Regions from separate parts of the Homo sapiens genome. Here region 1 is linked to region 2. The links are chromatin loops, found by intact Hi-C in ENCODE. Cell type or tissue: K562. All regions are shown on one strand. Each heading gives the region's core, and the rest is flanking DNA. Links, peaks and the distances in the headings are about the cores only.

Region 1 (9,932 bases), core at 4,411-6,910, 320 kb after region 2:
AGTGAGTTATCATGTGGCATCTCCCCACACCTTTACTGCTGCTCCAGCCATGTGAAGACAGCTTACTCCTGCTTTGCCTTCTGACATGAGTAAAAGCTCCCTGAGGCCTCCCCAGAAGCAGATGCTGCCATGCTTGTTGTACAGCCTGTGGAACTATGAGCCAATTAAACCTCTTTTCCTTATAAATTACCCAGTCTCAGATATTTCTTTATAGCAATGAGAGGATGGGTTAATACAATTCCCAGTACATGTCTCATTTGACCTTCTGCGCCATTTAACACTGCTGATTATTCCCTTTTACTTAAATCTTTCGTAGTTTTTATGACACCTCTTTCTTCATTCCTAATTTTTCTGTAATTTCTCTGGCTGCCTAGGCCTTCTCCATCTGATACTCCTCTATTTTTTGCTCACTTCTGAATGCTAATGTTTCTCAGGCTTCCATACTCTCCTTCTTTTATCTTCTCATTCTATCCATTCTCCTTGAGTGACTTCACTTATTATATGAATTTCACAACCATCTAAATGTTAATGACTCCTAAATCTAAGTGTTTAGCTCAAATGGCTTTCCTGAGCTCCTGAATCATTTAGCTAACTTGGCATCACCATTTGGATGTTTTCCAGGCCCCTCATATTCTACCTGCCTGAAACAGAATTCATTTTCCCTCTCCTAGTATTCCTGACCTCATGATGGCCACTGCTCCACTCAGTATCCTGGCAGTCATTGTTGTACTCTCCCTCTCTTTAACCAAACAAGTTTTATTATACCATCTAAATTGCCTTCAAATCTGTGTATTTCTCCTCATTTTCTCTTCCTGGTGTTGGTTTATCTAACAGACAGATTTATTGCATGAGTAAGGCACTAGCAGACTATGAGATTTCAAGTAGCCCTCAGAAATTCCTCACTGGCCAAGACTCTAGGCTCTTTGTCATGTAAGAATTCTGTAATACCTTCATCTGAGAAAAAGATGAACATTGATAAACAGGTACCAGAAGACCATAATACTGAAAGATGTACAGTGTCCTCTTTCTAAGAAATAATTGATACATTAATGTAAGTGGAAGAAATTAAAACATCAGATGTTCTTCAGAATCATTTTATCTTACTCAGTCTTGGGAATTTCTGTACACTGTTTACTTTGTCATGTTTATGATAAGCAGTAGAGGAAGCCCATCTCTAAAAGCTCCAAATAAGAGAGAAGAAACACCGTACTTAGACATTCTCACTGTTGATCAACTCAAATGTAAAAAAGAGGCATTTACTTTGCAACCTCCTCCCTAGGTAAGCAATGACCGGATCATATCTGCAGAGTTGAACTGTAAATAGACATTATCAGCTACTCAGAGGGCAGGAAAGGAATTCACTTTTAGAATTAAGAAATAGTTTCAAAAAAGAAAATTCACCAGTAGAAAATTGAGAAACCAGTGTGTAGATAATATCTAACTGTAAATGAACAAAAATGTTTAAGAAGAAGAAAAGGACATTGTTTAAAAGCCCTTTGTCTGGGCTGGGCATGGTGGCTCATGCCTGTAACCCCAGCACTTTGGGAGGCTGAGGCAGGAAGATTGCTTGAGGCCAGGAGTTCAAAATTAGCCTGGGTAACGTTGTCTGTTAGAAAAATCTTGTCTATTAAAAAAAAAAAAACCTTTTGACTGATATCTGTTGCCTAAAATTCTGAGTCTTTCAAACCAGATGATTAATTTACACTTTGCAAGGAGGAGAAAGTCATCCTTAATCTTTGTCAGATAATTTCTTCAAAACACCAGGAATCAAGGAAACAAACAAAAATTGAAAGTAACTTAATATTTGATATATCAAAAATATATATTTAACGTAAGAAAATATCATAACATAATTGAGTTTTCTTGCAATTATTTTATGGCTCAGTATAGTTTTTATTTGAAATACACATGGGGTACAGTAGTATACATCATAATCTTTGCAATAGTTGAGTCCTTAATGTGACCCTACTTCTGCCATTTCCTATTTGAATTCCTTATAAATTCTAAACCAGTTTACCAAGTAAGAGATTTTAAAGGCCTCTGTGTTTCTAATTCTGTTGTTTTCAATGTTTTTGATACTGTGATCTTTCCAAGATGCAAATATCCATGCTTAAAATCCTTCAGTGGCTCCTCATGATCTTTATATCATGTCTAAACTCCATGTCATGGCACACAAGACTGTTAATGTCAGGACACCCTTACCTCCCCAGTTTCCTATTTTTTTTTAACGTTCTTTTTCAGTCTTATTCCATATTCTTTTCTCTACTGTGTACCCAACGCTTGCGCTCTGCTGAAACCCCCACAGGTATCCCAATGTTTTCATGCTCTTTCTAAGCATTGAACCTTTGCGCATTATTCTCTCATTCAGTAACTCCTACATATATTTCATTATTCATAATAGAGATCATTTCCTCTAGGAAGTCTTCTATGATCTATGCATTTGGTTCCATGTCCCAGTATCAGCATTTTTGTGTCAGTTCTCCAAACCTCGATTCCCACAGGGCAACAAAATAAATATGATGACAGTTGCATGTGCAGTGGATTTTGTTACAAGAGACGAAACCTTGAGCTTGGGGAACCTGAAACTTTTACAATGGGCAGTAAACATAAACAGGCCTGCTCTTGGCTTATATGGTATACATTATCTTTACCATACTGGACAGAAATGCATCTCTGCTCCCCTTTCTCCAGAGGGAAACATTATCTCTAGCTTCCAAAACTGTTTGGTAGATAAATATCCTGGAAGACATAGTCCTAAAGAAAGGGCAGTCAATGGCTTACTCACAAGACATGCAGAAATCTGAGAGACCCTGGGAGCAATGTCTCACCACAATATTTGAAAGGTAGAGTCAGGACTTATGAGAGATTTGTGAGGTACTGAGCAAAAAGAGAAACAAATATAAGACTTCAAAATATTTTGGCCTGAACTACTAGAAAAATGAAGTGCCAATTTAATGAGATGGAAAGGGTATAGGAACGGCAGGGTAAGAATTAAAGTTTGGTTTTGGTAAAGTTAATGAATCAATAAAATAATAATTATAATAATATTTATTGGGTATTTGCCACTTGCTGGGAACCAGGTTAAACACATCACATACATTCACTCAACACATACTGAGCTCCTTATATGTACTAGTCACTATTTTGCAGGTAAGGATAGGGCATTGAACAAAGTCGACAAAAATCACTGTCTTCACTTGTGATGTTTGTATTTTAATGAAGGATAGTCAGACAGTTGTGGAAATTCAATGTGGGCAGAGATAATCTCTTCTTGGAAATACAGAGATGTCAGCCTTGTGAGGTGGATGTTATTTTCTTCCCCTTCCCCACAACTTTACAAATGAGGAAACCAAGGCCTAAAGTCACAGTTAAGAAGTGTCGAAACCAAGATCCTAACCCATGTCTGTTGAAGTCTAGATCCTGTGCTTTATTATTTATCTTTTGAATAAAAATGTTTTCATGAATATTTACTTGTAGAAGTGAATATGTCTCTTAAGAAATGTTAAATTAGCCTGTCTGATAAAGTTTTCTTTAGAAATTCAATGTTGAAAGTTTGAAAAGAAGTAATGTAAATAATTGATCTGGCTGTTGCAGTGGAAAAGTTAACTGAATTGCTTTTCAACTTAATATTGATTTAATTTCACTGTGATATTGAATTTTCTTATATTTCATTATATAAATCACTTTTGAGTATAGTTTTATTACATTTTCTTATTACTTTTTCTATTATGGTGTAATTTTTAAACATATTTTTCATTGAAATAAATGAAATAAATTTTAGTTGAGGCAAATTTCAAAATATTTGTCCTAGTCAATGTAATATTATATAAGACTTCTAATATATGTTAGTAGCTCTCAGGGAATACGAAGTATTGGAGACTGTGGTCCCGCAATATAAAGTCAATGCTTGGCGCTACTTTTTCATCACTTGTCAAACCGAGAAAAAGTTTTATAAAAAAAAATTGAGGCAGCTATTTATGGTAAAATTCTAGAATAATATGATCAGGAACTTAAGAAGCATTATATTTTAGGTGAAATGTAATACAAAGAAGAGAGATAAGTAATTGTGGAGAAGGGATTATTTATACATTTATTCAACCTCTCATTTATTCTGTGTTTATATTTCTATTTACTGAGGCTTTGCATTTATAGCACTCAGTAAGCTTCTAATTACATCTTCATTGTCTTCCCCACTGGATTGTAAGCTTCATGAGAACTATTACCATATGTCTCTTGGTCACAGTCTGGCACTCTAGCATAACAGGTCCTCAGCAAATGTTAGATTAGCCAGGCATGGTGGCACAAGCCTGTAGCCCCAGTTACTTGGGATGCTGAGGCAGGAGGATCACTTGAGCCCAGGAATTTGAGGCCATAATGTGTTATTATTGCACCGGTGAACAGCTGCTGCACTTAAGCCTGGGTGACAGAGACCCTCCCTGTCTCTAAAAAAAATGTAAAAACATCTCAAAAAAAAAAAAAAAAAACAAAAGCTAGATTAATGAATGAAGGAATTAATAAATGACTATGGGTATTTTAATCCCATTGGTACCTAAAAAACACAAGCAGAAATAGCCATAATACAAGATTGAGATTTTAGGTGCTATAACAAATGCAAATAATCAATCTATGGGCTGCGAACATTGGGGGAGTTTTATAGCATTGGAGCTAGAACTATATAGGTAGATGTCTTAAGTTTGGTTCCCTATAAGATGTAGCCTGAGTCAATGATGAAAGCGTTCATGTGAAAGGTTCAAACTCAGGACAGAGGGTGAATAAAAAGAAAACTGAGACAAGAGAAGATATGTGAGCTTGGATTTTAAAAATATCTAGTTGAGTTCTACTATTATCCAGAGTGTAATAACCTGGAAAGAGCATCGCTCCTACTCCAATAAGAAAAGCTAGATAAACTAAAAAATTGTAATTCTTTTTTAACCAATCACAGAGCTAAAATGACAAGGAGGCTGGGAGCGGTGGCTCATGCCTGTAATCGCAGTACTTTGGGAAGCTGAGGAGGGAGGATCACTTGAAGTCAGGAGTTCGAGACCAGCCTGGCCAACATGGTGAAACCATGTCTCTACTAAAAGTACAAAAATTGTACAAAATAATTTTTGTACAATAAAAGTACAAAACTTAGCCAGGCATAGTGGCATATGCCTGTAACCCCAGCTACTCAGGAGGCTGAGACAGGGGAACTGCTTGAACCCAGGAGGCAGAAGTTACAGTGAGCCAAGATTGCACCACTGCACTCCAGCCTGGGTGACAGAGTGAGTCTCTATCTCAAAAAATAACAAAAACAATAACAATAAAATGACAAGGAAACCAAGCAGCCTAAAATGTAGGCAAAGACAGGCTCCCTCAAGGAGAGATGAGTCATGAGCGCTGAGTCACTGATGGCAGAATATTGGAGGAAAAAAGGCAGCTGCCATACAAGCAGGCAAAAACATTCAGTTAAAATTTTTAATGGTTTGGTAAAGGCCAACTGTGGCTAGCATGGAGCCACAGAAAAAAGGGGAGTTCACACTCATTCACAGGCTCATCTCCACGAACCTTCACTGGATACTCACAAGAAAGATTGAGGGCAGAGCAGGAGAAAGCCTCCCTCAGATGTGCAAGTCTGGAAGAAAAGGAGTGGAAACCTCTCCTTTGGAAAATGAATGTGGGAAAATGTTGGAAACTGAGAAATGAATGAAGCCCTGCCTTGACCTTTGTCCTTTATAAAACAAAGTCCTAAGCCTTTGACAGAAAGGCAGCAAACCCTGGCATCACCCAGCTCCCACCCTAAGGATAAGGAAACACTACAGAAATTCTGAAGCTGAAAGTAACCATAGCAACAACAAGCCCCAGATGCAGCTCACTCAGAACTACTTTGACTTGATGCAGTCACACATTAATATCTACTTGAGCATTCCAAATTTGAGCATTTAAAATCTGAATCTCTGAGGACATGCCCATTGGATAATTTCTGATTTCTGATTTTTAGATTTGGGATGCTCAGCCCGTAAGTATAATGCAAATATTCAAAAATCTGAAAAAATCCAAAATGTGAAATATTTCTGGTCCCAATCATTTCAGATAAGGAGTATTCAACATGTATTTACCACAATCTCTACTGTTCTACACATGATGTATAGCATTCAATAAAAACTTATGAGACATATAATTTTTTTAAGTACAAAAAAGCCTCTGACAAAGACAAAGCAATCAACAGAATGAGACTCAGTTGATCCAGATGTTTGAGCCATTAGACAGAGAATTTTAAATAACTTTGATTACTATGTTAAAGAATCTGGGCCGGGCACAGTGGCTCAAGACTGTGATCCCAGCACTTTGGGAGGCTAAGGCAGACAGATCACTTGAGGCCAGGAGTTCAAGACCAGCCTTAGCCAACACGGTGAAACCCCATCTCTACTAAAAATACAAAAAACTGTCTGGGCATGGTGGCACGTGCCTGTAGTCCCAGCTACTTGGGAGGCCGAGGCAGAAGAATCACCTGAACCCAGGAGGTGGAGAGAGCTAGGATTGCACCACCACACTCCAGAGTGAGACTCTGTCTCAGGAAAAGAAGAGAAAAGAAAAGAGAAAAGAAAAGAATCTGAGGAAAAGGTAGAAATGAACAGATGGGAATTTTACTGGAGATAGAAACTATAGAAAAGAGTGAGATAGAAATGCTAGAAATAAAAAATATTGTAGCAGAGATGGTAAATGCCTTGGATGGGTTCATCAGTAGATTTGACAAAGCTGAAGAAACAATCAGTGAATATGAATATAAGTCAACAGAAACTGAAACACAGAGAGAATAGAGTATGCAGGGGTGGGATGAGAATATCAGAACAGAACATATAAATACTGCAGGACATCAACCAGTGGTCTAACATACTTGCAGTTGGAATTTCAGAAGAGAATAGAGAGAAAGGGGCAGACTGTTTGAAGAGATCATGGCTAAAAAATTTTTTAAATAATGAAAGAATCAAATTACAGACCTAAACAGCTCAGAGAACACCCAAGCAGAAAAACAGAAAAAGTAAAAATAATACACCTATACCCATCATATCCAAACTATTGAAGACAAGTAAAGAGAAAATCTTGAAGATGACCACAGCAGAAGACAATGTAATGTCAATTTCAAATGCTGCAAAAAATCCATCCTCACCCAGAATTATATACTCCGCTAAAATATCTTCTAGAAATAAAGGTGAAAAAAAAGATGAGAGAATTTGTTAACAGCAGATCTGCCTTAAAAGAAATATTACAATTCTTCAACCAGAAGGAAAATGATACTAGGCAAAGATTTGGATCTACAAAAAGAAATAAAAAATTTCCAGAAATGATTAAATGAATGTTACTATAAAAGCCTTAGCCTTATTTATTTATTAATTTTAATTTTCTTTTTCTTTTCTTTTTTTTTTTTTTTTTTTTGAGACAAGGTCTTGCTCTGTCATCCAATCACAGCTCACGGCAGTGTCAACCTCCCTGGCTCAAGCGATCTTCCCACCTTAGATCCTCCAAGTAGCTGGGACTACGGGCGCACACCACCATGCCTGGCTAATTATTTTATTTTATTTTTGTAGAGTTGGGGTCTCCCCATGTTGCCCAATCTGGTCTTAAACTCCTGGGCTCAAGCGATCTTCCCTCCTCAGCCTCCCAAAGTGCCAGGATTACAAGCATGAGCAACTGTGCCCAGTCCGTTTTATTTTTTATTTTAGTCATTCTAAAATATATTTATCTAAATCTGTACAGTTCAATACACTAGCCATTAACAAAAGGTAGCAATATAATGTAAACTAATTAAAAATTTAAAAATAAAAGCTAAAAATTCAGTCCATTGTTATAACTAGCCGCATTTCAAGAGTTCAACAGCCACATGTGGCCAGTGAATACTGTATTGGACAAAACAGAAAGCTTTATTGCACAGCACTGGTCTAGCAGCAACATATTTTGGGTTTATATAATATAATAAGATATAAAAGATGTGACAACAAAAGCACAAAAGGTGGGGGTGAGAATTGAGAATACCGTTGTAAGGTTCTTACAGTAGTCTTGAAGAAGTTTAATATGTTTAAAGGTAGATGGTAGTTAATTAAACGTATGTATTATAAACCCTAGGGCAAACATGACAACAACTTTAAAAACTGGCATAATAAGCCCAAAGCAGAGGCAAAATGTAATTTTTTAAAATGCTTAAGTAACCTAAAAGCAGGAGCAAAAACGAGAAAAAAGGAAAAAACACAGATGAAACAAATAGGAAACAACTAGCAAGATGATAGATTTCAGTTCAACTGTATCAATCATTAAGGCAATATAAATCATCTGAAGACACAAATTGAAACACAGAAATTGTCAGACAAGATAAATAAGGATAAATAAGAAAGTTCTCACTACAGCTGTCCCTTGGTATCTGTGGGGGATTGGTTCCCCCAGACCATCAAGGATACCAAAAAATGTGGATGTTTAAGTTTCTTTTATAAAATGTCTACAGTACTTGCATAAAACCTATGCATGCCATCCTGTATACTGTATAAATCATCTCTAGATTACTTACAATACCTAAAACAATATGAATGCTCTGTAAGTAGTTGTTATACTGTATTGTTTTTATTTGTATTATTTGTATTGTTGTATTGTTCCTTATTATTTTTTTCTAATATCTTTTGTTCCTGTTAGTTGAATTCATGCATGTGGAACCACAGATACAAAAGGCCAATTGCATACACTGCCTACAAGAAACCCATTTTAAAATAGAACACAGGTGGGCTAAAAGTAACAGGATAAGAATGTCAAATATCTGGAATTCTCATAATTGCCAGTGGGAATGTGAAATAGTGCAGTCACTCTGGAAAACAGTTTGGCAATTTCTTATGAACTTAAACATACATTTATCATACAATCCAGCAATCCCACTTCTATATTTTAGTTAAGTGAAGTGAAATACCTATGTTTGAAACTGCCCTTGCAAAAATTTTAATGGAGAAATCTAAGCTAACTGATTATATCTTGTGTCTAACCTCCAAGCTTTCCTTATTCGTTCCTGAGTATAGGCACAGCTAAACATGGGAGGAATCAATAACAACAATCCTTTCCCAAAACTAACTCCCTTATTGCTCAGGGACTGAAACTGCCTTTGTAAAACTAACAAATTAGCCACAAGCTTGGAATTATGATTCAAGAGTCAGGTAGCCAGAGGTCACAAGATTTGTAACCTTAATTTCTCCTATAGATAACACTACTATTGTGAACCCTAAGATTGGTGTTTGAGGTACTTCCCAGACCCTGCATTCTGATGGACCAGCTGGCGCCATCTGGACTGGTAACCCATACCAAGAAACTGGCCTCATCTGGTCTTGTGACTACCAGGTAGGAACTGACTCAGCAAAAGGAGACAGATTTGACCCCCTGTGATTTCATCCCTGACCCAATAAAGCAGCATTTCCCATTTTCTAGCCCCCTGCCCACCAAACTATCCTTGAAAAATCCTAGCCTCTAAATTTTCAGGCAGGCTGATTTGAGTAAAAACTCCCTTCTTTCTGCTTGGCTGGCCCTGCAATTATTGACTTCTTTCTCTATTGCAATACCACTGTCTCAGCTCTCAGTAAATTGGCTCTATCTGTGCAGTGGACAAGAAGAACCTGTCAGGTGATTACCATACACACACACACACACACACACACACACACACACCCCTGTTCATGATTGTTTATAGTGACTCTATTCATAATGTTAAAAACTTGATGTAAACAAAGTGTCCTTAACCTAGAGAATAAACTATGATGATCTATGTAATGGATTTTTGCTCATCAATAAAAAGGAATGAACTGCTAATACATGGAATAACATGAATAAATTTCAAATGTGTTATGCGAAGAAAAAGAATTAAACTCAAAATGTTGCATATTATATGATTCCATTTGTATGACATTCTGGAAAAGGTGAAACCA
Region 2 (2,500 bases), core at 1-2,500:
GTTTTTTGGATGAGATTATTATTTAAATTGGTGGACTTTGAGTAAAGCAAATTCCTAATGTGGGTGAGCATCATCCAATTTTTTGGAAGCCTTAGTAGAACAAAGACTGACCTTCTCCAAGCAAAAAGGGTTTCTGCAGTAGGCCACTTTTAGGTTCAATCTGCAAAACGGACTCTTTTCTAGGTCTCTTGTCTGCTGGCTCGTCCTGCAGATTTGGATTTTTCAGCCTCCGTAACTGTGTGAGCCAATTCCTTAAAATAAATCAATCTCCCTCTGTACACACATCCTATTGGCTCTGTTCCTCTAGAGAGCCCTGACTAATACAATTGCCCCTTCCCTTTGGCCTCTGCTGTACCTTTTACAGTTCTATGATATTACAGCTAGCATATCATATTTATTGGTTAACATCTCTGTCCTCCTTCTGCAAGCTTCAGGAGCACAGGGGCTCTGTCCCTCATCAATGTATCCCCAGTGCCCACTCAACATAATAAGTTGAATTATAAATAAGCAAGGTCCCCAGATAGATATAGGAACACAGATGTTAAGCAAAACGTTCCTCACCACGTAATAGATATCTTCAGAAGGTTACTCAAAGTTGTTATAATTTTTGTTCTCTTATCTCATGTCTTCCTCCTTGTTATCTGCCAATTATAAAAGCAAAATCTTGACAGAAATGTCCCTTGTGGGTCCCTACCACTCCAACACATATTTGGGTAGAGGAAGTGCATAGCAAATTATAATGCAGTGTATACATAAGTGTGTGTGTGTGTGTGTGTGTGTGTGTGTGTGTGTGTGTGTTGGGTTAAGGGCATGTGCCAAAAGGAGCATAGCTCAAAAAAATAATAGGCTACTGATTCCTTTAGCCCTATTTCAATGAATTATGATTATTTGTCCTAATCAATAATATTTACCATGTGCGTAACACTGATATATATATATATATATTCTCAGATTGTCGTGAGAACATATATATATGTATGTGTGCATATGGAGAGAGAAGAGAGAAGTTAGTCTCTTAGCCTCTATCCTGGTCTGGAATCTTCAGCAGCCCTCCTGGTTACTGCACGGAGTGTGGACTTTCCCATTACTTTTAAAGTCATATTTGCTATTTACTCCTTTCTCCACCAGCGTACCAGGTTCCTTCATTACTTCCTGTTCAAGTTTTATAAATTCCTATCTCAACCTGTAGAGGTCCCTTTTCTCCACAAGTCCAATTACTGGATTCTTCAGAGTTGAAGTAATGTCCATTTCTCCCACATATTTCCTGACTGAAATTCTGCCCAAAGAATCCCTTAGAGGCTACACATTTCAATCAAAACACATTTAAAACACATGTACCAAGCTGTGGTCCTGTTGTTTTGTGCAGGGAGCCAGGCTGAAGGGTCCTTGAGGCAGAAACAATGGCAGTTGCCTCAAATCCTCCCTAGGCTGGTTCATAGTTGGCTGTTAGTACTTGTGCTCTGACTTATTGAGGACCATTGTTTTGTGTCTCTTTCATAGAAAGATACAGAAAGGGGAGGTAAGTACCTCATTCCTGACACTCACCTGGGCTGGCTAACAAATCCAGGGTTGGCCAAGCTATAGCCCTCCTTGACAGGGATTCTTAGTGGTGTATTTAGAGAACGTATTTTTCTCCAGCAAAAAGTTCTTTATTTCGTTCCATCTTTATTTCGTATTTGTTTATATAATACTCTATTTTAAGGGGATAAAGTATATCCCAAGAATCTTCCAATCAGATTGTTGGCTAGAAATCCAGTTAATTTCCTTGCAAGACGTGGAACTTGATGGCAAATAAACTTTGTAAATCATCTAGAATGTGTAAGAAATACTGTAACTTTATCCCATTTAATTTTTAAAATCCCCAATTTTAAAAATCAATTTAGGATGTATATGGATTGCTGTTTACTCAAACTCTCCATTTGTTACTTTTTTTCTCTTACTTTCATTTTATTGAACACAGAACTATTTATGTGCTTGTGTACACACATGCAACTGGAGAACACATGTTTAAAATAAAACAAGAAATCAAGACAGAGAGGAAAACTGCATTCATTATCTGAAAGAAAATTTCATGGTTAAAGAATTTTGGTTTCAGACATTTTGCTTCATATTTTGTTTAAACATAAGACAAAAATATTGATCAGGATAAGATAACACTTTAAAAATGTATCCAGCTTTTAATCTTTAAGTATTAATTAATTGTGCATATTGTCATATTTGCCTAGATGCATGTTGGAAAAATCATGTTCTATTGTACCACTTCCTCCCAGACTTAGAATAGGTGAGATCTAACTTGTACTTGATGATATTTACTGTGAGATCAAATGAAAAGATTTTTATTTTCTAAAAATTTGAAACTATAGCTGGTCATCATATTACCTTTCACTAGACACATTTGATGTAAACGAAAACTGAGGTGGGAATGGCCAAAATATTCCTTCTGAAAGCTTGTCTGGTCCCTAAAACTTGGAAGAGCATACATCTCTATTTCATTCTCCTA

The links. Peaks named below come from ENCODE experiments on the same cell type or tissue, not always from the same donor. Only the 100,000 strongest peaks of a DNase experiment are listed, where the experiment ranks them.
Region 1: it touches region 2 in a loop (2.5-fold over the local background); 1 of 110 quality-filtered maps calls a loop at or near these places.

What each region holds. Positions count from the first base shown.
Region 1 is chr7:104,219,994-104,229,925 of GRCh38, reverse strand. No RefSeq gene overlaps it. Among named protein-coding and RNA genes, the nearest start is that of ORC5, 17 kb to the right of the region's middle. In K562, for the core only: no CTCF peak of the experiment used is centred there; a DNase peak (open chromatin) is centred at 5,365.
Region 2 is chr7:104,547,747-104,550,246 of GRCh38, reverse strand. The region is part of intron 1 of LHFPL3 (LHFPL tetraspan subfamily member 3); the gene reads right to left. Among named protein-coding and RNA genes, the nearest start is that of LHFPL3, 220 kb to the right of the region's middle. RefSeq lists an enhancer at 1-121. In K562, for the core only: a CTCF peak has its summit at 1,188; no DNase peak of the experiment used is centred there.